Linked DNA regions of Homo sapiens: all the other regions are linked to region 1. A link is a loop called in an ENCODE intact Hi-C map of the cell type or tissue named here. Cell type or tissue: ascending aorta. All regions are shown on one strand.

Region 1 (8,000 bases):
TCCCAGCACTTTGGGGACCGAGGTGGGTGGATCACTTGAGGCCAGGAGTTCGAGACCAGCCTGGGCAACATGGTGAAACCCTGTCTCTACTAAAAATACAAAAATTAGCTGGACATGGTGGTGCCTGCCTGTAATCCCAGCTACTCAGGAGGCTGAGGCAGGAGAATCACTTGAATCCAGGAGATGGAGGTTGCAGTGAAAACAATCCCATTTACAATAGCATCAAAAAACATTTAGGAATAAATTTAACCAAGGAAGGGGAAGATCTGTACAGTATTATGTAAACATTTAATTACTTATTAAATATATAAATACTAATTTTTTAAAAACTTCTTAAAGGATTTAACATAAGGAGAAAAATTGTATGTTGATGGGTTTTTTGCTTTGTTTTCTTTTGTTATTTTAATACTTTGAGGATGTTGCTGTACCATCTTCTCACTTGCAGTTCCAGATGAGAAATGTGCTAGAATCCTCACTTTGTTCCTCTGTACAATAAGGTGTCTTTCTTCCTTTGGCTGCTTTAAGAGTTTCTCTTTTTTATTTTTTATTTATTTATTTATTTTGAGACATAGTCTCCCTCTCTCCCTCTGTTGCCCAGGCTTGAGTGCAGTGGTGTGATCTTGGCTCACTGCAACCTCTGCCTCCCAGGCTCAAGCGATTCTTGTGCCTCAGCCTCCCAAGTAGCTGGGATTACGGGTGTGCGCCATCATGCCTGGCTATTTTTTAATTTGTAGTAGAGATGGGGTTTTGCCATGTTGGCCAGGCTGCTCTCAAGCTCCTGACCTCAAATGATCCGCTCACCTTGGCCTCCCAAAGTGCTGGAATTACAGGCGTGAGCCACGGCGCCCGGCCCAAGAATTTCTCTTTACCATTGGTTTGAAGCAATTTGATTGTAATATGCCTTGGTTTTCTTCACCTGTTTATTTTTTATGTTTTAAATTTTGGAGACAGGGTCTTGTTCTGTCACCTAGGCTGGTGCAAAGCTCACTGCAGCCTCGAACTCCCAGGCACAAGTGATCTTCCTGCCTCAGTCTCCCAAGTAGCTAGGACTACAGGTGGACGCCACCATGTCTGGCTAATTTTTTTTATTTTTTTGTAGAAATGAGTTCTCGCTTTGTTGCCCAGGCTAATCTTGAATTCCTGGCCTCAAGTGATCCTTCCACCTCAGCCTCCCGAACTGCTGGGATTACAGGCATGAGCCACCATGCCCAGCCTTCTTCACATTTCTTGTACTTGGGGGTTAATTGAGTGTTTTGAATTTATAGTGTGAGTTTATATTTTTCATCAGCTTTGAAAAAATTGAGGGTATTATTTCTTCAATTATTTTTTCTGCTCTCTCCTCCTTTGGAGACTTCAATTACACATATAGTAGACCACATGAAATTGTTCCACAGTTCACTGAATCTCTGTTAATCGTTTTTTTATTCTATTTTTTCTTCTGTGTTTCATTTTGGATAGTTGCTGTTGCCATGTCTTCAAGTTCACTAAACTTTTCTTCTGCAGCATAAATCCTGTCCCAACTACTTTTCATCTCAGACATGGTAGTTTTCATCTCTTAATTCATGTGTGTGTGTGTGTGTGTGTGTGTAATATCTACCATATATCTACTTAACATGTTTAATCTTTATCTTCTGGTACACACGAAATACAATTATAATTACTATATTTATGTCCTTGGCTAGCAACTACATCATCTGTGTTATTTTGGGGCCAGTTTCTATTGATTAATTTTTTTCTCATCATGGGTCATAGTTTTCTGCTGTTTTGCACGCCTGGTAATTCTGAGATACCAGCATTATCAATTTTACATTTTTAAGTGTTGGACACTTTTGTATTCCTACTTCTATTCATATTCTTGAGTTTTATCCTGAAGTTCAGTTAAGGTACTTGGGTCCAGTTTGCTTCTTTCAGATTTTACTTTCAAGTTTTGACAGGAGGGCCCAGAATAGCATTTAGTCTAGGGTTAACTTTTTCCCCATTACTGAGGTAGAATCTGTGACCACTGAACTGTGAACCCTTCCCTGCTCAGGCTGATTTCCAGCGTTGCTCCCTGTAATCCTTTCAGGGGCTTCTTTCTTCAGCCGTGGGTAGTTTTCTCTTATGCATGTGCTGATCCGTCCATAGCTGAAGACTTACAGGGACTTCCTTGAAGATCTCCAGAACTCTTTCTCTTTGCAGCTCTTTCTTCTTTGATACTATGTCTTGCAAACTCTAGCCACCTCTGTCTCTCAGACTTCCAACTGAAGTCTTCTTAACCAGGGGAGACTAGCAGGCTCCAGCTGGGTTCCCCTGCCTGCACTCATGCCTGGAAACTGTCTTCTGGCTGTACACTTTGGCAATGGTAGGCTTCCCTTTATTCATTTCCCAGCTCTCATGGATCACTACACTTTGTTAGCTGATTTCCAATGTTTTGAAAATAGTTGTTTTGTATATTTGGTGCAGATTTTAAGTTATATTGATGGAGAGTCTCTGACCCATTATCCCATCTCGCCTGGCAGCCGAAGTCTTCAGAGGTAATCAAGTACCAAAGATTTAGTCTAATGTTGAATGTGGATGAAAAAGGAAGTACCATATTTTTATTTTAATGCAGTCATTCTTAAATGTTTTTATGCTGCAGATCCTCTGGCCATCTTGTGAAACCTATGGATTACTTTTGAGAATGTTTGGAAATGCACAAGGTAAAATACAGAGGACTACAGTGGAAATCATTATAGTGGATGTAGTTATTAGAATATTTTTCTAAGTGAATTTGTGCCATAGTAATAGATGTGTTTCTTAATTAATGCATTGAATAACAAGACCTAATAGTGGGTCTAATGAGTTCTGTAATTTTCAAGCAGTAATAAGCATAAGCATTATTTTGAGATATTTACAACAAGGTAATGTAATTTAAATATATCACTACTTCCCATTGCTGACAACGTCAGGGTACTATTGATGTTACTGTGGTTTGTTGCCAACATACATTACAGAAGGCAATGCTAAATTTCAGTCATAGGTTAATAAAAATAAACATCCAATTGCTCTTTCACCCAAGATCAAAGACCCCTGAATTCTGTCCACAGACCCCTGAGAAGTCCGTGGGTCCAGGATAAGAACCCCTATTAATGAATGGAAACTGGAGTGCCTGGGAGTTGTGAGTCTTACACAATTGGCTAAGCTTGTGAACTGACAATGATTTTGTCTGAATCTACCTTGGGAATGTGAGATGCCATGAGGATAATTTTGGCGTGGGTTGGGGGGATAGCATTTACAAGACAACTGGGAGTGTCCTTCATGCCAAGATGGGTCTCCCTACTGTGGTTCCCCACCAAGCAAGTTTGCCCCCACTGCTGAGGAGTCCACCTGTCAAATGGCTTCTTGCCCAACTCCCAGCCTGAAGCTCAAGATTCATCACTCAAAACTGACAAATTGGGCAGGTCTGATGTTTATTTTTGCCTCTGGTCCTTTGGCCAGGCCACACACTCTTGGATTTCTGAATATGCAGTTCTGTTCCTAACCAGTGTGTCCCAACCAGAAAGTCACTGTAATTTTTGGTTTTGTTCCCAATCTCCCTCCAAATGTCATTAGTCATATCCTCCTTCCCATTTCTGCCTTGAATAGGCAGTCATTATGATGAAGCCAGGCTTGTTTCAGAATTCCATGAGAACCACAGTGTCAGGCTGTGACAACTCTGGGGCTGGAAATGGAAAAGGCTGTGATCTGGGGTTGGCTGGCACCGTCCCCGTGAGTCATTATGGAAACACTGTCCCCGGATTCTGCTGAGAGGACTGGGTTGCTGGTGAGTCCATCTGTCAGATGAGATCCTGACCCCCTGACACCTTAAAACGTTCCATAATATGTGGGATGTTGGGCCTTCTGTCTGGTATCCTGGCTACATTAAAATTTGGGTTGTTTTATTCTATTTTTGGTTCCCTTGCAGTTTCCAATGTGTTAAAAAACAAAATACAATTTTTTTCAGATTACAAAAATAATACATATTCATTGTACAGAAATTGAAAAAGGCAGAAAAACATACAGAAGGAAATTCTACCACCCAGAGATAAGGATTTTTTAAAATGTTGCATTTGCTTTCAGATGCTATTTAGATTATAGTTTATAAAATACTTTTGTAAGCTGTGTGCTTTTTAAAACTCTAACAGTATAGCTCACACAGTCTGCCTTATAAAAAGCACAAATTCTATCATTTTTTTCTCTGGAGGAGGCCTTATATAAGACCATCTAGTCTAACACACTCTTTGTAAAAATGAGGCAACTGTGATCCCAAGAGGGTAAGTAACTTGCTCAGGGCTCCCCAGCGTATGAGCCACAGAGTCAGGAATGGGAGTATGGATCTTGTCTCAGCATCCTGCTGCCTCGTGACCTGCCCATGTGCTGTCAGTGTACATCTTCAGACAAGAGCTGAAAGCACTCCGGCCTCTCTGCCTCTTGACCCGGAGGAAATGTAGATGAGTTCCCAGGCTTACTGAATAGGACATTTGCCCCTGCTTTAGACCTTGAGTTAGGGAACTATTTAACATCTTTGAAATTTTCATTCCCTAGGGGAAAGCTTAAAATTTGAGGAAAAACAAAAGGCTCTTTCCCATGCAAAAATTATTTTTGGTTATCATTTGGAAAAGAAAAATAGGCATTACTAACAACTTAATGACTTCACTAATATACCTGCCTTTAAACTTAAGAATAGTTATTTAATAAAGTTTATAAACTCTACTAAAGTACGTACACAATAGTATGTATATTTTATAATATGTGTATTTCCAGGAAATGTGAATTCACCCCAGAAAGTAAGGAGGCTGCCTGTATGGTATGGGATGGGATGGGATGGGATGGGATGGGATGGGATGGTATTAGTATGGGATGGTATGGTATGGGATGGGATGGGATGGGATAGTATTAGTATGGGATGGGATGGTATGGTATGGGATGGGATGGCATTAGTATGGGATGGTATGGTATGGTATGGGATGGCCTAGTAACCGTATGGTATGGCCTGGCATAGTATGGCATGGCATGTTAAGGTAATGGCATGCTATGGTATGATAATGGTATGGTGTGGTGTGGTATGGCATGGGATGGTATGGGATGGTAATGGTATGGTATGGTATAGTGTATAGTATAGTCTGGTGTATAGTGTAGTGTTGTTATATTGATAGTATAGCATAGTATAATATAGTAAAATGACTGTAATTCAGATTTAGGTGGTCTTGGATTTAAATCCTATCTCAGCACCTACCTGGTTGTGTAATCTTGGAAACTGAGCCTCTTTGAGCTTTATTTCATTATCTGTAAAATGAAAATAGTAATAGCAGTTATCCCAAGATATAGATACAATAAATAAAACAATGCATTCCCATTTCCTTTTTAGAAGAAAGTAAAGAAAAGGTAAGAAACGAATTTATGAACTGGTGATTGTAATATTTCTGAATTGTTGATTATGACAATTGCCTACTGCTCATCAGTATTACTGTGCCAAACAGCTGTGATGAGAGGAGCAGGGATAAGGCCTCCCCCTAAGTATGGGTGCCAATTCCAAAAGAAGGAACTGCTGAGAGCCACACTGCCACCCCAACTGGTGAATATTTCACTCTTTACGATCGTCTCCTTCTATAATTTTTAATAAAATAAAAATCAAATCTATAAAAATTACAAAATCAAATATTTCAATTAAATTGAAATATTGGGTAACAGATAATAATCAATTTTTCAGAATACACAAGGACATGAACAACAGGATGTGTTAACTTCAAGGACAAATAATAGGGTCAGACTTCAAGTAGAACATGGTTGAGTAAATCAACATCTTTCACCTTGTCCTCCAGAGAATCCTACAAAAGCAGCAAGGAGAATGAAAAACACCCTACATACTCCACTTTCAGTGAAATCAAGATAGCTAGATATTATATGCAGACTCTAAAATTTGTGCAAGGAATGTCAAGGCGGCTGATATTAAGCAAAAGCTATAAGAAGAATATAAAGAAAAAGGTTCAGAGAGCAGCTAGATGGCCCAGGGTGGGGGTGGGGGTAGCAGAGTTGAAAGTGCCAATAAAAATAGGTAAGAGGCTCTACTCGACGTGTACATATGTGTCTCCTGTTTTCAGTTAAAAAAAAGCAAGAAGTATAGTAAGCAAAGCTGGGCAGCAGAAACACTCTTGGATGGGTCATATGATACAAAAAAGCAAAAAAGGTGGAGCTGCTCAAAGAATCACAAAGATGCGCCTTATCTGCAAGAAACAGTCTGTCTCTGTGGCAGAGCAGAGAAGAAGAAATTCTGTGAGTTGTAAAATTTAGAAGGTTATATTGTCTCCAGTCCACCTCTCCATACCACTCCCCTGCCGGAAACCTTTTGATCCGGGGAAACCCAAGTCATTCAAGATGAATAATTTTTAAAATGAACTACCCAAACACAAATTTAAAGATACCTGCTTTTATATCTTGCTGAAAAAATCAGCAAGATTTGCCAAGAAATAAAGAATACTTATCAGAAAAATGTTGTCATCATGAAACCAGTAAAATGTTGCTTAATATGTTGCCATGAAATTTAAAGATTATTGAAGAAATTTCCTCTAAAAGTAAAACTACAAGGCAAAAATTAATATTAAAAAGCAAAAATATCGGCCGGGGCACGGTGGCTCACACTGTAATCCTAGCAATTTGGGAGGCCGACGCAGGTGGATCACCTGAGGTCAGGAGTTTGAGACCAGCCTGACCAACATGGTGAAACCCCATCTACTAAAAATACGAAAAAAAAAAAATTAGCCGGGCATAGTGATGGGCACCTGTAATCCCAGCTACCTGGGAGGCTGAGGCAGGGGAATCGATTGAACCTGGGAGGCGGAGGTTGCAGTGAGCAGAGATCATGCCATTGCACTCCAGCCTGGAAGCGAAACTCCATCTCAAAAAAAAAAAATCTATCTATCTATCTATCTATCTATCTATCTATCTATCTATCATCTATCTATCTATCATCTATCTATCATCTATCTATCATCTATCTATCTATCTATCTATCATCTATCCATCATCTATCTATCATCTATCTATCTATCATCTGTCTATCATCTATCTATCGTCTATCTATCTATCATCTATCTAATCTATCATCTATCTATCTATCATCTATCTATCATCTATCTATCTATCTGTCTATCATCTATCTATCTATCATCTATCTATCATCTATCTATCTATACACATATATCAGGGAAGAGATGATAGAATAATAGGAAGAAACAAATCACGTGCTTGAAGAACTTGGGAAAGAAATAGAATAACATAGCAAAAGGACCATAGAATTAAGACAAAATTGACAAGAACATAAAAGAGAAGACACAGTATTGACAAAAAAGAGTAAAAGTGAAAACAATGAACAGATGAAATGGAAGTAAAGAAAGTTTTTCAAAAGATGAAAGAGAAAATGTTAGATGTAGAAGACAGGCAAAGGATATCTAACACATACAGACAAACTTCAGAAAACCAAGAGATGGTTGAACATAGCATATACCTAACTATAGTTCCAAGGCTTAAACAAATGTGGGGATTAGCATGACAGATCAGAAAATGTGTCCCATAATCTGCTGAGATGTTAGAAATGATACAATTCCAGAATAGAAAAGAGAAGGGAGGTAAAGGTGGAAGGTAGAATATGCTCACTAATTGACCCCTTTGTAGTTGCAGAAATCAAAGGATATCACTTAAGGTTGAACATCAAGTAAAAGATTTATGGGCATATTAAATTGTACAAAGATAAACATAAGAAAGATAACACTGACTAAAATTAGATGATGAAGGAAAGGAAAAGGTAGGGAAGGAGGAGGAAATATGCTAATTTCATTATTGCTCATAATAGGGACCTGACAGATATAGTCCAAAGTAGAGAACTAAGAGCATGATAGGAAGTTATCATTACAAAGGTAAACATCAAACATGCAAACCTGCCTAATTTGCAGAAGAAACTTGCACAAAAATAAAATGAGAGAATAAGGTAAGTAGTGAATGACTTT
Region 2 (8,000 bases), 94 kb before region 1:
CCCATTAAATGTTTCAAATTGCCCACACCAAACTCAAAGCTCAGAGTGAGGGCTTTGAAGGCTTTTCACGGAACAAAAATAAAACCTTCGCAGCCTTGGAGAGATGTGGCTGAAATAACCCCCGGGTATGTGAAATGAGCCTGAGGTATGTGAGTGGCCAAACAGCAGCCCTGGTACCCGAGGAGGGAAAGGTTTGATGAACAAACGGAAGAAATGAGGATCGTGGCTGGAAGAGGCGCTGCTCCCAGGGGTTTCACAGATTTTTGTGATTTGATCCAACGTTGGGTGATTAGCTCCACTAATGAGGGAAACAGATAATCCCAAACAATGACTAATCCGTCCAGTGACCTATCCCCCTCCGGCCTTCCATCAAGATGGCTGGGGAGAAGGGGACCAGCCCAGGCAGAAACCCTCGCCGAGGTCTTTGAGGTCGTTCTGAGCTCAGTCTAAACGCAGCCATACTCAGATTCAATTAACGCACTTAGTAAACATTTATTGAGCACCTACTATATGCCAGGCATTGTTCTAAGTGCTGGAGACACAGCAGTCGACAGAATGACAAAGATCCCTGGACATCTCGGCTGCGTGGTCCTACAAACCCAGAAGGAGCATGTGACGGTTCTCCGGGGCCACCTTCTCCAGCTGGACCAAGCACATAAATCATCTGGGGCCTTGTGAGGAGCAGCCTCTGATCAGGGTCTGAGGAGGGGCCTGGGGCTCTGCATTTCTGACAAACTCCCGGGCGGTGTCATGGCTGCTGGCCCAGCTGCCTGAGTTCCATCCCAGCTCCGTCACCCACTATGTCAGCGTGGGCAAGCTTTTTAAATGCATTCGCCTCCATTTTCTCATCTACAAAATAGAGCTTCAAATAGAGCCCACCTCACAGAAATGTAGTAGGGATATACATTTTCTTTTTTTTTCTTTTTTTTTTTGCCTAAGCCCGCTTGCACTGGGTTTTCCATCCCTCACAGGGTCTGTGGATGCATCTTTGTATCTTGCTCTTGCTCTGAATTTCCCCGTCTTTCCTGCCAAGCCACCACATACCCTTGATTCAAAAGGCTCCTTTCAGACCTGAGAGGGTGGAAGGGTGCACAGCTTTCTCCTCAAACTTTGCCACTTGGGGTGGCTGAGCATGGAGACAGGAGTGAAGGGCTTCTCCATAGAGCTGCGGCTGGAGAATCTCATCCTGCACAGCCTTTTAGCAGCGGGGGGACTGAGCGGACTGCAGTCCCCATATCACCCGGGGACCACGGAGATCATCTGGAAAGATGGACTAGCCAAGAGTTACTCAGCACTCTGGATCTGCGGTCAGACTCCCCAGGTGCGACTCTTGGCTCCTCCGCTCAAGACCTGGGTGACCTTAGGCAAGGGACTTAACCTCCCTACTCCTCTTCCTGTCCAGTAAGGTGGACAGGTCAAGGTGGTCCCGACTTCTAGACTTGGTTGTTCCTCCATTTCTCTGCTTTCTTGTGATCCAATTTGGAAGCAGGCCCACAACGAACATGGTGGGGAGGCATCTGTTCCAGGCAGGTGGCATTTTACCTTGGGGCTTCACACTCCCCAGTGGGTGAGTTAGTGGTTTAGATGCCACTAGTGGTGGTCACACTGATAGGTCATGGAGACTGACGCCAACCTGGGTTCCAGCAAGGGGTTCGAATGTCTTAATGACATTCCAAAGCTCTTCCAAAGCTGAAAGACTGAAAATGAACCTGACACTGTGAGACCCACAGGGCAGGGCAGGGAACATGCCCAGTGAAGCCCGAACCCCTTCATCTGGGTGGTGACCAGCCTGAGCACTTGAGTGTGAGTCAGGCTCAGGCAGCCGCGGCGGCAACTCACAGCCTTCGGCAACCCCTGCCACCCACCACACCTTCCTGGTGTAAGCAGGAGGCCTTGGTCTCAGGGAGAATCTCATCTACCACCTACTGGGTGGATAACTATAAAGCGACTAGGCAATTTGCTTAAGCCCGCTGGGTCTCAGGTGTTTCATGTATAACATGAGAACATTGGAATCATGGTTTCTAAGGATGCTTGGCTTCATGCCAGGTGGGACGACAGCGACTCCAGCAGAACAACGGTCTGCAGTGTCACTGTAGCGGGGTGGGGGGGCTCACCCAGTACATCCCCACCCGGAACCTGTGTGGAGGCTTCCTCCTCTACAGCAACGCCATGCAATATATGGGACATACTTTACAAACAATCATTGTTTATCTGATATTCGGTTTTAACTGAGTGTCTTCCACTTTATCTGTCAACCCTACCCCCTGACTCCATGCTCCACTTTGCTCTCCCACCCAAAGCCTCCCAGCCTCCCTGAAGTCTGGCTCACCTTGCGGCCTGCCCCAGCTCCGATGCCCCTCCTCAGTTGGGGGAAGAGGATGTTCCGTCTCCTGTCTATACTAAGTACAAACTACGTTTATCTCCAGCTTCTTTTTTGATTTGCAAAAGGCTATCTTGGATTTTGTTGTTGTTAAGCACAGTGCCTGTTTTTTGCTTTTTTTTCATTCCCACAATCACTTTCCTTCTCCTGAAAGCAATGTGGGTGTGAGGACTTTGGGAAAGGAAGAGCTCAAGGATGGATCCTTCGAGACGCTGTCTCTAAGCGCAGGGAGCCGAGGAGGCTGCCACTACTGGGGCAGAGGGTGGGGAACGGAATCCCTCTGGGAACTCAAGGGTGTGGACGAGGTTTAACTGTTCTAAGGGCATCTTGTTTGGAGCCCAGCTGTATGCATTGATGAGGCCCATTTAAATATTTTAAATAATTAGTAAATTCCTTTTTGCAATAGGAAATGCTTGTATTTTTTTTTTAACTCAAATGGCACAAAATGGCATTGAGTGAAGCCTCATTCTTTCCCATCCCCAAGCTTTTTCTCTACTCCCTGAAGACCAACTTGACGACAGAGGCAAATTGTGCACTCTGGGACATATTCGTCCCTTTTGGTTGGGTGTGTTTTGGGCACAGGCAGTAGCTGTGCAATGTGCACGGTTCGGCATCCTGCTTCCCCCTCACTCTCCTATGCTGGAGAGCATTGTAAACCCACCCCATCTGCAGTTGCCTTTAGGTGGGTCACCACATGCAGTGGGGGATGTAGTCTCAGCACCTGTGCTGGGGCTCAGAGAAAGGACCTGGCACCAGACATCCATGAAACACTTGGATAGCCCCTGGGAATGCCACCCTCCTCCTGGAACAGTTGGTCCAGATTGCTGATTAATGTTTACCAGAACAATTTAAAACTCAACTTTGCATTCAAAAGAGAGCCCAATGCTATACCAGAGGCAAAGCTTTGTGATCGCATCTGAGCTTTGTTGACGTGCTTAGAGCTGTTTGTACACACTTTTAATTGGTATATATACACCGACTTTTGTTTTGCTCCCTTTAATGCCACTGCTCATAAACACTTCCCTGTACTAACATAAGATCATATCTTTTTGATTTGCAATGGAAAAACTGTGTCACTATTTTTTCCACCACTCAAGCATCTATGGACTTGATCTTTTTGCCAGAGTTCTCTGGCTGGCGTTTGAATACAAAAAAGAATGTGAGCTATGTCATCTGAAAACTGCTGATTAACTCTTAAAATTTCTCAGCTCTCATTTGCTCCACATGTAAAGATTAAAAGCAATAATAGTCATGTGATTGCCTTCTTCTGCTTCAGAACACTCCACCCCCACCCCATCTTCTCCACACATGCCATTCCTTGCAGGCTTCTGGCAGTGGAAAGGATTAGTCAACTATGTCAAAGGCCAGGAGCCAAACATCACGCCCCGCGCTAGCCAGGAAAACCCTCCCCTCCCAAGCCGTGCCCTCTCCCTGCCAGCCCCAACACCCCAGGCACCTGGTACAAAATCATTGAGCCGAGAGTGGGTGCTTCGGTGGCTAACTCTCCCCTTCGCAGCATTCACGGAAATACTCACGGGACCACGCTGGAAAAGAGCATACGGGGTTTCCCCTTGAAGGGTGATGAGGCTGAGTCTCCTTAAAGACAGGATTGCCATTGCAAATGTTACGGCAAAGATGAATTTTGAGCTCGGTGCAGACATAGGTAACCAAAGACGTGATATCACCACATGTACTGGTGTTGGAGAGCAGTCACCCAATCAGAAAACATGACAATGGATGGGCTGGTGCTGGACCCTGGAGCCCACTTCAGGGTGGGGTGAAGCTGTTAACCTTCGAGATGCTGGGTCCCCTGGGGGCTCTGGAGAAAGGCTAGGTCAGCCAACCATGGGGGCACAGCAGTGGGTACTGGGCCATAGTCTGGAAAGATGGCAGGGTCCTCATAACCAGCGCAGCCATCACTGGGAGTACTGGCTAAACACTAGCGCCTGGAGTGAGGGAAGTGCGGGGCTCCCGTGGGTGGCTCCACCTTCTTTCCATGCACCTGCCCTGAGGCTGCCCTCAGCAATCCTTATATCCTGCAGAGAGACCTAATTCCACAACAGGTTAGTATAAAAGGGGTAGAGTACTGTTTGGGGAGCCAGGAGAGACGTGGTCCAGCACAGGGCAGGAGCATAGCAATTCCTCAGGAGCTGTGCCCATTTTTTTCTGTTTGTTTGTTTTGTTTTGTCTTTTCCTGAAACGGAGTCTCACTATGTTGCCCAGGCTGGAGTGCAGTGGTGCGATCTCAGCTCACTGCAATCTCCGCCTCCTGGGTTCAAATGATTCTCCTGCCTCAGCCTCCTGAGTAGCTGGGATTACAGGCACCCACCACCATGCCTGGCTAATTTTTATTTTTTGTATTTTTAATAGAGATGGGGTTTTGCCATGTTGGTCAAGCTGGTCTCGAACTACTGACCTCAGGTGATCCACCCGGCTCGGTCTCCCAAAGTGCTGGGATTGCAGGTGTGAGCCACTGCGCCCAGCCAGGAGCCGTGCCCGCTCTTTCCCAAACAGCTGCCCAGCCTACCCCTCCTCTCCTCCACGCGGCCTCTCAAGACCTTGCTGGAGGTCCTGGGCAGCTCAGCTCTGACACACGTGACTGTTTCGGTCATGGTTCACACTGGGCAGTCTGAATGTGAAATTAGGGTGATTGACAATCACGCCAGGTGCCACCCTAGCAAACCACGAACTTCTGTCTCCCTCGCTCTGACTTATAAACCCTCCTTGGCACAAGAAAAGCCAGTGGTTTGCTAAATAGAGAGCCATTATTCCCTCCAAGCATTCTCCTTGGAGACAAGAACAAGTTTCTCCCTATGGGTCAATTCAGCTGCAGAGAAAATACTTTCTAGTCTTCCATGTATATAGTCAGAAGGAAGAAAGGAAATAGGCACATAAATAAATGCACATTTTGTGGGCAGTCTTTTTGTGCCAGGAAATAACATGTTCAATGTTATTTAACTTAAGCCACACAGGTCTGTAAGAAAGGTGGGGTTTCCCCCTGCCGTTTTTGTTTTTTTTTGTTTTTTTTTTTTGAGACAGAGTCTCACTCTGTCATCCAGGCTGGAGTACAGTGGCTCTGTCTTGGCTCACTGCAACCACCACTTCCCAGGTTCAAGTGATTATCCTGCCTCAGCCTCCCAAGTAGCTGGGATTACAGGCACCTGCCACCAGGCCTGGCTAATTTTTGTGTTTTTAGTAGAGACACGGTTTCACCATGTTGGCCAGGCTGGTCTCGAACTGCTGACCTCAAGTGACCCACCTGCCTCGACCTCCCCAAGTGCTGGGATTACAAGCATGAGCTACCATGCCCAGCGGTTTTCCCCGTTTTACGGATGAGGAAATTGAGACTCAGAGAGGTTCCCAACTGGTGGGTGGTAGGGTCAGAATTTTAACCAGCCAGTCAGCTTGTCTGACATTATGTTCCAAACTTTTCAGAGAACAAATCACCCATATCTCTAAAAGGCAAGACACAAGGTATACTCAGAAGGCCATTTACCCTTCAAATGAGGACTCAACTTGAGGCTGGAGACATATGGCCCCTTCCTTCACAGCATTTTTCTGTTTTACTTTGGACCTTTTTGACATTTTTCATCAGTGGGCTGCTGCTGACTGGTTTTGATAGGCACATTTTTATTTACATGCAAATTCTCAGCAAGCAGCTCACATGTAAATACTATACTAATTATTAAACTTGTATGGCTCATCAGAATGCTGCATCCTAATTGGCTGCAAGATTGTCGATAACCGACAGTAGCCTGATTTGGAGCCTTACCAGTTTTCACATCTGCATAATAAAAGGGAACAGGAGGTTGAGAGTGTATACCTATTTTATATGTGTTTCTTCAAGGTCAAATAATCTTTTATTTCCTTCCCAATCTACATATTCATAAAGACCTTTGTGCAATTAATGAGACGGAAGATTAAATGGTTGCAGATTAAGAACAAACCCTACTATTCTAATTAGAGTAAAAGTTACTTAGTCAATCAGATTAGAATTCCAGATTCAAACTAGCAAACACCGAGGCATAATAACGCCAGCACACACCGTCCCCCTGACTGAACTGGTAGCTGACACACAGCTAGTGCAGCCGGGCAGGAAAGCCATGAGCCCTGGGAATTCTTTTTGCCTTTGCAAAGACCCTTCTAAGTGCCGCCAATGGTGGAAAAATTGAGAGTAGGGGATGGAATCTCATCTCATCACATCACATCACAACAAGGCAACATTGTTTGGCCCCATTGGGGTTACAAGAAGAAAGAGTCTGCCCACATCAATTGGTTTGTGATTTTCCCCAGAGTCCTCTTTGGGGAACGTTAAGGAGTTTTGGCAAACAATGAGTACTTATGGATGAGGTCTTGGGGCACTGGGGCTGGGTACAGAGATTTAAGATTCGGTCCCTTCTGTAAGGGAGCTTGCAGTTTCCTTTGGGACATCAAGACCTGTACATCTGGAGATGATTTTGAACGAGGTCTTCACTTGGGCTCCACAGACGGCCGGAGCAGTGTTTCTGGTTGTTGCTCTTGTTGTTTTGTGTTGTTTTGTTTTGTTTTGTGATGGCGTCTTGCTCCGTCATGCAGGCTGGAGTGCGGTGGCACCATCTCGGCTCACTGCAACCTCTGCCTCTTGGGTTCAAGTGATTCTCCTGCCTCAGCTTCCCAAGTAGCTGGGATTACGGGAGCGCACCATCAAGCCTGGCTATTTTTTTTGTATTTTTTTACCAGAGATGGGTTTTTGCCATGTTGGCCAGGCTGGTCTTGAACCTCAGGTGATCCCCCCACCTCGGCCTCCCAAAGTGCCAGGATTACAGGTGTGAGCCGTGGCGCTTGGCCACGGAGCAGTGTTTCTTGAAGTACGGGTCTAGAACAAGCATCTAAACAACTTCAGGCCAAAATGCAGATTCCCTGTCACCCCAGACCAGCTGGTAAAGCTGGAACATCTGTATTTTTGACAAGCCCCTGATGATTCTGATGCACATTGAAGTTTAGAAACCACTGGCTTGAAGAGTCCCTGAATGGACTTCAGCGAATCCACAGACGCCCTGACATTGCAGACATTTTATATTTTATGTACATTTTTCTAGAAAGAGGTCCATAGCTTCCATCAGGTTCTCAAAAAGTGTCCATGCTCCAGAAAAAGGTTAATATCCCTAGAATAGCAGAAAGGGATTAGGAGAGGGGAATCCAGCAAACCAGCAGACACTGGCCACATATGACCCAGGGCAAATCATGGAACCTGAAGTTTAGAGATATCCCCAGTGCAGTGCGGTGTTGGCGATTCTTTCCTTCAGCCCCAGTGGTGCAGGCAACAGCACTACAGGAGCTCAGAGGAAAGAGCCAGGGTGAAGCGATGGCCTGGACGAGAGCTCTTCCCAGCAGAGGAGGGTTCGTCTGGTCCACAGAGGAAGGGCAGTCCAGCTTGCTCACGCGGGGTTTGCATAGCCAAGGCACCAGCCAGGCGGGGACACGCACACAGGGAGCACTGGGAGTGTGAGTCTCCTCCTCTCTCTTTGCCCTGTCTCTCCTTTGCCTCCATATTCTCAGGAAACTTGGAGCTTGGTCCCATTCGCACCTGAAGCAGATGGTGCACCTTCTCCGTCCTGAGTGCCGCCCTTACCCAGCGGGG
Region 3 (8,000 bases), 60 kb before region 1:
CATGGGGACAGGCAAATCAGCTTTTGCCTGGGGGGACCCTTCCAAGGCCTGGACTCCCTGCTGTTGTCAGACCCCTGCCTGGCACTGAGAAAGACCCGGGGAAGCCAACAGTGGCAAGAAGTTGGGGTAGGGGCTGTTTGGAGACACCCACCCCCCTTTTCTAGAGCACTGATCAAGCCGGCTGCAGCAAGGAGCAGGAAACTTGACTCTTCCCCTTTCTTTTTCTTTTTTTTTCTTTCTTTCTTTTTCTTTTTTTTTTTTTTTTGAGACAGAGTCTCTCTCTGTCACCCAGGCTGGAGTGCAGTGGCGTGATCTCAGCTCACTGCAACCTCCGCCTCCCAGGTTCAAGAAATTCTCTGCCTCAGCCTTCTGAGCAGCTGGGATTACAGGCACCCACCACCACACCCAGCTAATTTTTGTGTTTTTCATAGCGACGGGGTTTCACCCTCTTGGCCAGGCTGGTCTTGAACTCCTGACCTCGTGATCCACCGGCCTCGGCCTCCCAAAGTGCTGGGATTACAGGTGTGATCACCAGGCCACCGCGCCCGGCCAACTCTTCTCCTTTCTGATAAGTCCTGGGGTGGCCTTGGGGCAGATGGTCCCCAGCGGCTGCGCGCACCAGGTTTGCAGATCGAGGCACCAGCACTGTGCATGCTGTGACCAGAGGCCTGAGGACCACCCTGCATTCGGTGTGTGTAACCTCTAAGCAAAGACTTTACCTTTCATTGGGAGCCCCATGCAAATCACAAGCCTCCAGAGGCACTTATTAAGTGCCCGTTTCTTCTTTATCTACTTAGATGCTAGACCAAAGAGCTACATTCTAAAATTTCACTGACTGATTTATATCCTGCTTGTTCCCAAAAAGGACGACAATAAAACCACAGGTACAGTATGGCCAGGAACATTTAACCAAGACAAAGGAGGGGAACAAAGGCAGAGAATTATGCCTAGCCTCAGCCTTTCAGGAAAGTAAAATCCAAGATTTCATTCTCCAGGTGTCTTTAAACTTCCCCAAGATGTAAGGGCGACTTCCTTTTCTTTTTGTAAATCTCCTCCAGCCGCATTGGAAAGGCAGCCCGCGCTTTGTGATAAGCGTGGGAGGCCTGTTCCCACTAAGAGGAATTATTCTGTTGCAGGATGGACTGCTGCGGCCATGCAGGCTGAGGCTGGCTTTTTTTGCCCAGTCACTTGACAGCCTTCAGCCCAGCAGCCCTACCCTCTTGGCCGCAGCCACAGAAAGCCTGGGCAGGATTGTGTTTCTCAGCTGACTCTGCACACTGGTGACAGATTGTCCAAGCTGTGCCCTGGCCCGGGTTTGCAGAGCTTCCCCATTTCCCTGTGGATACAAAGGTGAGTGACCAGAGTGAGCCCCCATCGCAGGCCATCGTGCCTGGCACCCTGGGACGCCCAGATGAGTGAGGAACGCTGTGCCCTTGGAGGAGGCAGACACAGCCCCAAATAGTGTCAGGAAGTGAAAGGGGAAGGGAAGGGGGTGAAAAGTGCTGAGTGTGGGCTTTTCGGGGAGCTCCTCTGGTCAGCAGGGTTCCTCCAGGAGCCCAGGGCACAGGGACACCCAGTGGATGGGGCCACTGGGCCAGCATTGCCTACGCAGGAGAAAGGCAGGAGGGGGCCTTGTTTAAGCTCTGTCCCCTTCTATGGCTCTCTCTCAACCTTAAAAACAGGAGACACAAAACCTTCCCTTTGTTTCTACCATTGGAGCATAACGAAATCTGTGATGAGAGCTGGGGCTCAAGCCATTCCGCGGCTGTGACCTCTTGTTTCATGGCCGTTGCCCGAAGGCGCAGAACGTGGGGCTTGAAATTTTGTTCTGCTGTCTGCTTCTCGGCTTAGTTTCTTTGGACTTCTCTGAGTCTTGTTTCTCCCTGCTTAGAAAAAGGTGATAAACGATAGCCACTATCTAGGATATGGAAATTCAATAAACCTATGAATATACCGATAAAAGAATCACATATACGTACAGTATACGCATACACTACATTGACATATGCATGTGTGACTATACACACCACACCTTCTGCACGCCCCCCCCGCAGAGCCTGGAGTGCCCCTGGCCGTGGCTCCCTGGCCCGAGTGTGACTCAGATCCTTAGGGCAAGGACAGCTGCCCCTGTCCCCGGTGGGCCTGCCTCTCTCACCCCCACACTCTGACCCACTCCAGGCTGACAGCAGCTGGGGCCCCCTGGGATGGGCCAGAGCTCCGGCAGCTGCTCCTGGATGGGAACTTGGAGGCCTGACCATGGACGGAGTGCTCCCTGTGCGGGCCCCGGACCTGGAACGCCCACTTGTGAAACCCCAGCCTGCTGACCTTCGGGTCATGGCGCAAAGTGAAGCCTGCCTGTGACTTGGAGGCAGGAGGGCGACTGGAGTGGCGGGAAATGATGGCAGCCATCTGGCTGTGCTATTTACCCTGGCTGCGAAGCCACCCTCCTCCAGCTCTTCTTTTCCCTTCCCTTCAGCATCCTCGCCCCAAGCATACTGCCACGCCCACTGACAGCGATCAAATAATAACAGCAGCAGCGACATGTCCTGAGCTCCCACTGTGTGGGGTGTGCATTCTCCCCTTTCTTGTCACTCTCCCTGGGTCCCTCCTGCCTCCCTGGCTGCACCTCTTCAGTCTTCTGTGCTGGACCCCTCGTCTGCCCAGCCCTGGCCTAGCTCACTGACGGCCGTGTGGTTCTGGCCTGAACCAAACTCTGTCCTCTGCTTGGTTTTCACCCACCACTGGACGTGCTCTAGAGGCACAGGGCTGTGTTGACTGTGTAATGTCTAGAACCTAAGCGCCAATGGGGTGGCCTAGCCCTGGCACAGACGCGATACCCAGGAAATGAATGAGTGCATGAAGAAACAGAGGCTCAGAGAGGGCGAGTCACTTGTCCAAAGCCACAGAGCTGGAGAGTGGTGGAAGGAGGGTTCAGACCCCCTGTCCGGAGGTCCCCTTCCCTTGCCCCACCACCTCCACAAGGAGTGCCTCACCTCTACTGTCAATCACTCTCTACTTCCCCTCCCTCCCCACCCCAGATAGCATTACCTAGGGGCACCGAGGGGGTTCGCGGGCCCCACTGGCCCAACCTGTGGCCTTTCTTAAGCTGAAAAACCTGCTGAAGGAGAAAATGACCACGTTACCTATAAGCAGGAGCATCTGGGTAGGAGCCCGGGGAACATCTTCCTTCTGGCTCCTTCCAAAACCCCAGAACCCAGTGCACGGGCAGCCTTTTGAAGACAGGCGAGCTGGCTCTACCTGTCTTTCTGATTTGAAATCTAGGTCACTCACTGCCTCCCCTCCTCCTTTAGAAGATCAGCAGGATATCTTCTAGGGTCTCAGAGTGAGAGAGGGGACGACAGGGAAAAGCGTTTCAATGGAACCCACACCCTGCCTGCGGCTGTCAGGAACACTTCATTTTGGAAGCCAGTATAATTTATGAGATGCAAATGGATTTAGCACTAAAAAAGAAAAAAAAAATCTTGGAAAAGGTACAAAGTGCACCTCACACCCTGTGTCGAGGCGTGTTTGGGGCTCTGTTAATCATCTCAGACAAAAGAGATTTAATCTCAGGCTAGCTGATCCTGAGAGTGCCAGCATCTCTCCCCAAGCCCAGGAGGCTTGCCCGGGAAGATGCAGGCCTGGCCTCTGTGCAGGCTCCGGGGCTCCGGTGCACGGCACTTGTGTTCAGCTCTTGTCTGAGTCACGCAGTAGATGAAATTACGGAGGTTCCTGCACATGATGAATCAGAAAGCAGGATCAAGCCAAATATTTGGACAAGCCTTGCCTCGCATAGAGCAGGATGAAGACTTCACAGCCAGCAAGCAGCCTGCCAGCAGCAAGCCCAGAGACTGTTTCTGACGAAGTGCTGCCGTGGGGTAAGCTGCAGCTCAGGAGGGAATTAGCTCAGACCCATGAAGCCACCGTGCAGTTGGATCTCTTGGCCAGCGCTGGGCAAAGGGGTGTGTGAGCATCCCAGGGCCCTGAGCCGTGATTCAGTCTTGGGCTCAGAAGAGGGGTCTTGTCACGGTGCAGCGTGCAGGGTGGGGGACGTGGGTTGGGGGAGGAGATGGTTCACTTTGAGTCACCCTCTCAGCCTTCTCTTTCTGGGAGTCTTCAGACAGCAGGCAGCGTTTCCTGCAGCAGCGGGGAGACCGCGCGGCCCTCCCCACGCTCCCGCCTGGGCCCTGGTGGGGGATGCAGGCAGACACGGCGACCACAAAATGGGGAAGGAAGTGAAGCCATGAGTGCCTTGGCAAGGCTTTAAATACTTTGAGGGCTCTCACCAGAGGCCTAATTGCTACCCTTTGGAGCTCCAGAGTTAGTTTTTCAAGGTTGTTTGGAACAATAAAACCCGTAATAACAATGCTACCTTAGATTTGTCTGGAACCTTTTTATTTTGTAAATTAACTTTTGAAAGAACTCAACATTCTTGGGTTTATTTTAAGCTACTTTTCTCCTTCGCAAGGATGCTTCCAGGCACTAAAATAGTCTGCATTGGAGAGAACAAACAAATCCCTACAAGTAAACAGTTGATATTGATGACTAGCAACAGTAGCTAACATGGGCTGTGGACTGACCCTGTGCTAGGCAGACCCCTGCTCCATGATTCACAAGAAAATGGCTTGTCTGAGCTTCACTAGAACCCCTATGAGGTGGGTGCTATTATGTCCCCATTTTGCAGTTGAAGAAACAGGCTCAGGGAGGTTATTATAACTTCCCAAGGCCACACAGCTAGTGTTGCACAGCCAAAATTTAAACCCAGGTGGTCAGACATCCAGCTCATATTCTGCCTCCCGACAGCCCTGATGTTGCACAAACTCATCAGCCAAATGACCCTGAGAACAGGTTCAAGCCATACTTCGATGAGGTCACACTTGATGGCTGCCTTCAGGAGCCTGGCCCGCTCTCCAAGCTTGGAGAACGAAGCTGGGGAGATGGCTTCCTGAAAGGAGGTTAACCACAGGTGAACCAGAGTCTAAGCCCACGTGGGCCAGCCCTGCTTCCCTGGAGAGAAGACTCAGCAAAGATCTTCCTACCTGGGCACCCTCTGAGAAAGCAATGCTGCTGAGCTTGCATGAGAGAGCAGAGCAAAGGCCTGCAGTCCACGGCCAGAGCCCTGGCTCAGAGCCTGGCTGGGGCCCTCATTAGGTGTGAGGCTACTCCTGTTAGTGTTGCTGCATAAAGTCCCAAACTTGGTGGCATAACGCCGCCATTTATTGTATTCACAGATGCTGTGCTTCGGGAATTCGGACAAGGTGCAACAGCGTCTACTTGCTTCATGGTGTCTAGGGCTTCATCTGGGGACGCTTGAAAACAAGGGTTGGGGGATGTGACTTGACAGCTGGGGGCTGGAACAATCTGGAGACATTTTTGCCCACGTGTCTGGTGGTTGATGCTGGCTGTCAGCTGGGACCACAGCTGGAGCTGTCACCAGAATACACAGAAGCGTCCTCCCCATGTGGCCTGGGCTTCCTCATGGGCCTCAGGGTAGTCAGACTTCTTGTGTAACAATTATATTCATTTTCTAGGGGTGCCATAGGAAAGTACCACAAACCGGGTGGCTTAGAACAACAGAAAGTTATCACCTTACAGTTCTGGAGGCTGGAAATCCGAGATCAAGCTGTCAGCAGGGTGGGTTCCTTCTGAGGCTGTCAGGGAGGGATCTGCTCCAGGCCTTCCTCCTTGGCTTGTAGATAGCCATCTTCTCCCCGTGTCTGCACATCATCTTCCTTCTATGTGGGTCTCTCTACTCAAATTTCCCCCTTTTATAAGGGGGAAATTCATAATCCAATAAGTCATATTGGATCAGGGCCCACCTTAATGACCTCATCTTAACTTGATTACCTCTATGAAGATCCTATGTCCAAATAATTTCACATTCTTAGACATAAAAACTTGGGGGGATAACACAATTTAACTTATGTGTCACTCCGGGCTCCAAAGGCAACTGTTCCAAGAGAACCAGCAGAAACCACATGGCCTTTTCTGAGCAGCCTTAGAAGTTGAGCTCCATTCTATTTGGTTATAAGTAAGTCACTAAGGTCAGCCCAGATTCAAGGGGGAGGGACAGAGATCCCACCTCTTGGTTGGAAGAAGGTCAAATAATTTATGAACTTTTTTTTTCTTTTTGAGATAGGTACTATTTTTATTTCTCTTTTATAGGCAGAGAAAGCAAATCCTAGCATGGTCAGGCAACTCACCCGGGGTCTGACAGTTAGTGGATGACAGGGCCAGCGCTGGATCTCAATATGGATGTGCTTTCAAACTTCCTATGACCTGGTGCAAGTTATGTAACCTCAGTAAGCCTTGATTGCCTCATCTGTGAAATGGTGATAATGATACCCAATTCACAGAGTTGTTTTAAGTATTGAATGAGGTGAGTTATGTAAAATGCCCAGCACATTAGAGGAGCTCAATTAATGATAATTCCTCTCCTCCTCCTCCTTTTTCTTCTTCTCCTAGCATCATTATTATTATTATCATCATTAATCTTAAAAGTGGAAACACGATGACAAGAGCTTTGCAGGGTAGGGTAATGAAAAAGCACCAGATGGGAGGTTAAACTCCTTGGATCTTCATTTGAGCTGTGGATGTTTACAGCTGCTAACCTTATTGTGAATGTATGGTGTGTCCAGCACAGAGCTGATCATTTCCACATTTGATCCTATTTAACCTGTACACCAGCTAGCAAAGGCCAGAACTCATATTTGAACCCATGAGCCAATGCACTTCATCTCTATGCTATCCCACTTCTGACAAACAATCTGTAAGCTTTTTTTCCCCAGCAATAACAATATATTACCCATAATAATGGAGCAGGCACAAATGCCATGGCCCATGCTCTCATGTGTGCAAAGATTCAACTTTATTTGCCTTTCCATGAGAAACTGCTTCCTATCTTTAGTCCCCATTTCTCCCTAATGACAAAAAAACAAAAGGTAACCTAGTCATTTCCATGGAAAACCAATTGAATTCGGTGATTTCTCAAGTTAGGTTAAAGCTTGTTGAAATTTAGGATTTTTCTCCCTGAAATGACATCTCAATTTCACAGGGAATGTACAGATCATTGTGTCTAAGACATGCCTGGTTTGTGGTGGTGATAGAGATGATATTAGGTTTTCCCAAGCCCCGTTTAATTTCCCTCATCCTGGGCACATGGACGACTGCATTTCCCAGCCTCTTTTGCAGTTAGGTTGGGGTCATGGTGTTAGTTCTGGCCAAGGGGCTGTAAGGGGATATACTGTATGTCATTTCCTTGCTAAGGCAGTGGGAAACCCCCTGTGCAGCCTTCCAGTCCTCCCTTTCTGCTGAGGCCATCCTGGAAGTCAAAACTAAAATGGAGCAAACTGGACTCCTGAGTCATGGCTTGGAAGGGAGCTACTTAGGAGACCCTCACGACATGCAATGGATTAGACCACAGTGAAAGAGAAACACATGTTCATGTGTCAAGCTACTAAGTTCTGGGGTATGTTTGTTACTACAGCAGAGCCTATCCTATCCTATGCTGATTATAACGAGTCATCCTGTGCTGGCTCCTAACGTCAACATTGATTTCCACTGGTATCTGCTGAAGCGACCAGCATTCCCACATGTCAGTGTCTACGGGACTGAACATATCTCCATCTGGCCCCTGGCTTGCCCAGCCCTCTCTGCCACTGATGACTGTGTCTGCTTGTCACGTGAGAATTAGCCGCCAGCCTGGGCCTCTGGCTTCCATTCTCTGCTCACTACCACATCCATCTCAGGAGCATAGGCAATTTGGGCTACTCTCCCAATCTACAGGCCCAGTAAGACTGCAGGAGACCCCATTGTCACTCTGCTGTCCCCACGCCCATCTCTTCTCAACAGCTCTCCTGCCCAGCAAGCTGGTGTAAGGTTCTCCTACCCTTTGCTTTCCCCAAAATTCATATAGGGGTTGCTTTGTCTTCCCCTGAGCCTGAGCCATCTGGTAGGACAGGAGGGCTCACAGACTTCTCCCTTCCAGCAGCCCCTTCTCC

What was found. Peaks named below come from ENCODE experiments on the same cell type or tissue, not always from the same donor. Only the 100,000 strongest peaks of a DNase experiment are listed, where the experiment ranks them.
Region 2: it touches region 1 in a loop (6-fold over the local background); 2 of 110 quality-filtered maps call a loop at or near these places.
Region 3: it touches region 1 in a loop (6-fold over the local background); 2 of 110 quality-filtered maps call a loop at or near these places.

Annotation. Positions count from the first base shown.
Region 1 is chr15:99,533,216-99,541,215 of GRCh38, forward strand. No RefSeq gene overlaps it. Among named protein-coding and RNA genes, the nearest start is that of MEF2A, 29 kb to the right of the region's middle. In ascending aorta, no CTCF peak of the experiment used is centred here; DNase peaks (open chromatin) are centred at 3,706 and 4,356; H3K27ac peaks cover 2,242 bases.
Region 2 is chr15:99,438,963-99,446,962 of GRCh38, forward strand. No RefSeq gene overlaps it. Among named protein-coding and RNA genes, the nearest start is that of LINC03080, 7.8 kb to the left of the region's middle. RefSeq lists an enhancer at 1-104. In ascending aorta, no CTCF peak of the experiment used is centred here; DNase peaks (open chromatin) are centred at 149, 3,189, 3,739, 4,949 and 2 weaker places; H3K4me3 peaks cover 1,486 bases; H3K27ac peaks cover 5,791 bases.
Region 3 is chr15:99,472,925-99,480,924 of GRCh38, forward strand. No RefSeq gene overlaps it. Among named protein-coding and RNA genes, the nearest start is that of LINC03080, 42 kb to the left of the region's middle. RefSeq lists enhancers at 1,400-2,076, 2,077-2,752 and silencers at 2,180-2,474, 3,660-3,954. In ascending aorta, no CTCF peak of the experiment used is centred here; DNase peaks (open chromatin) are centred at 1,269, 1,487 and 3,787; H3K27ac peaks cover 4,590 bases.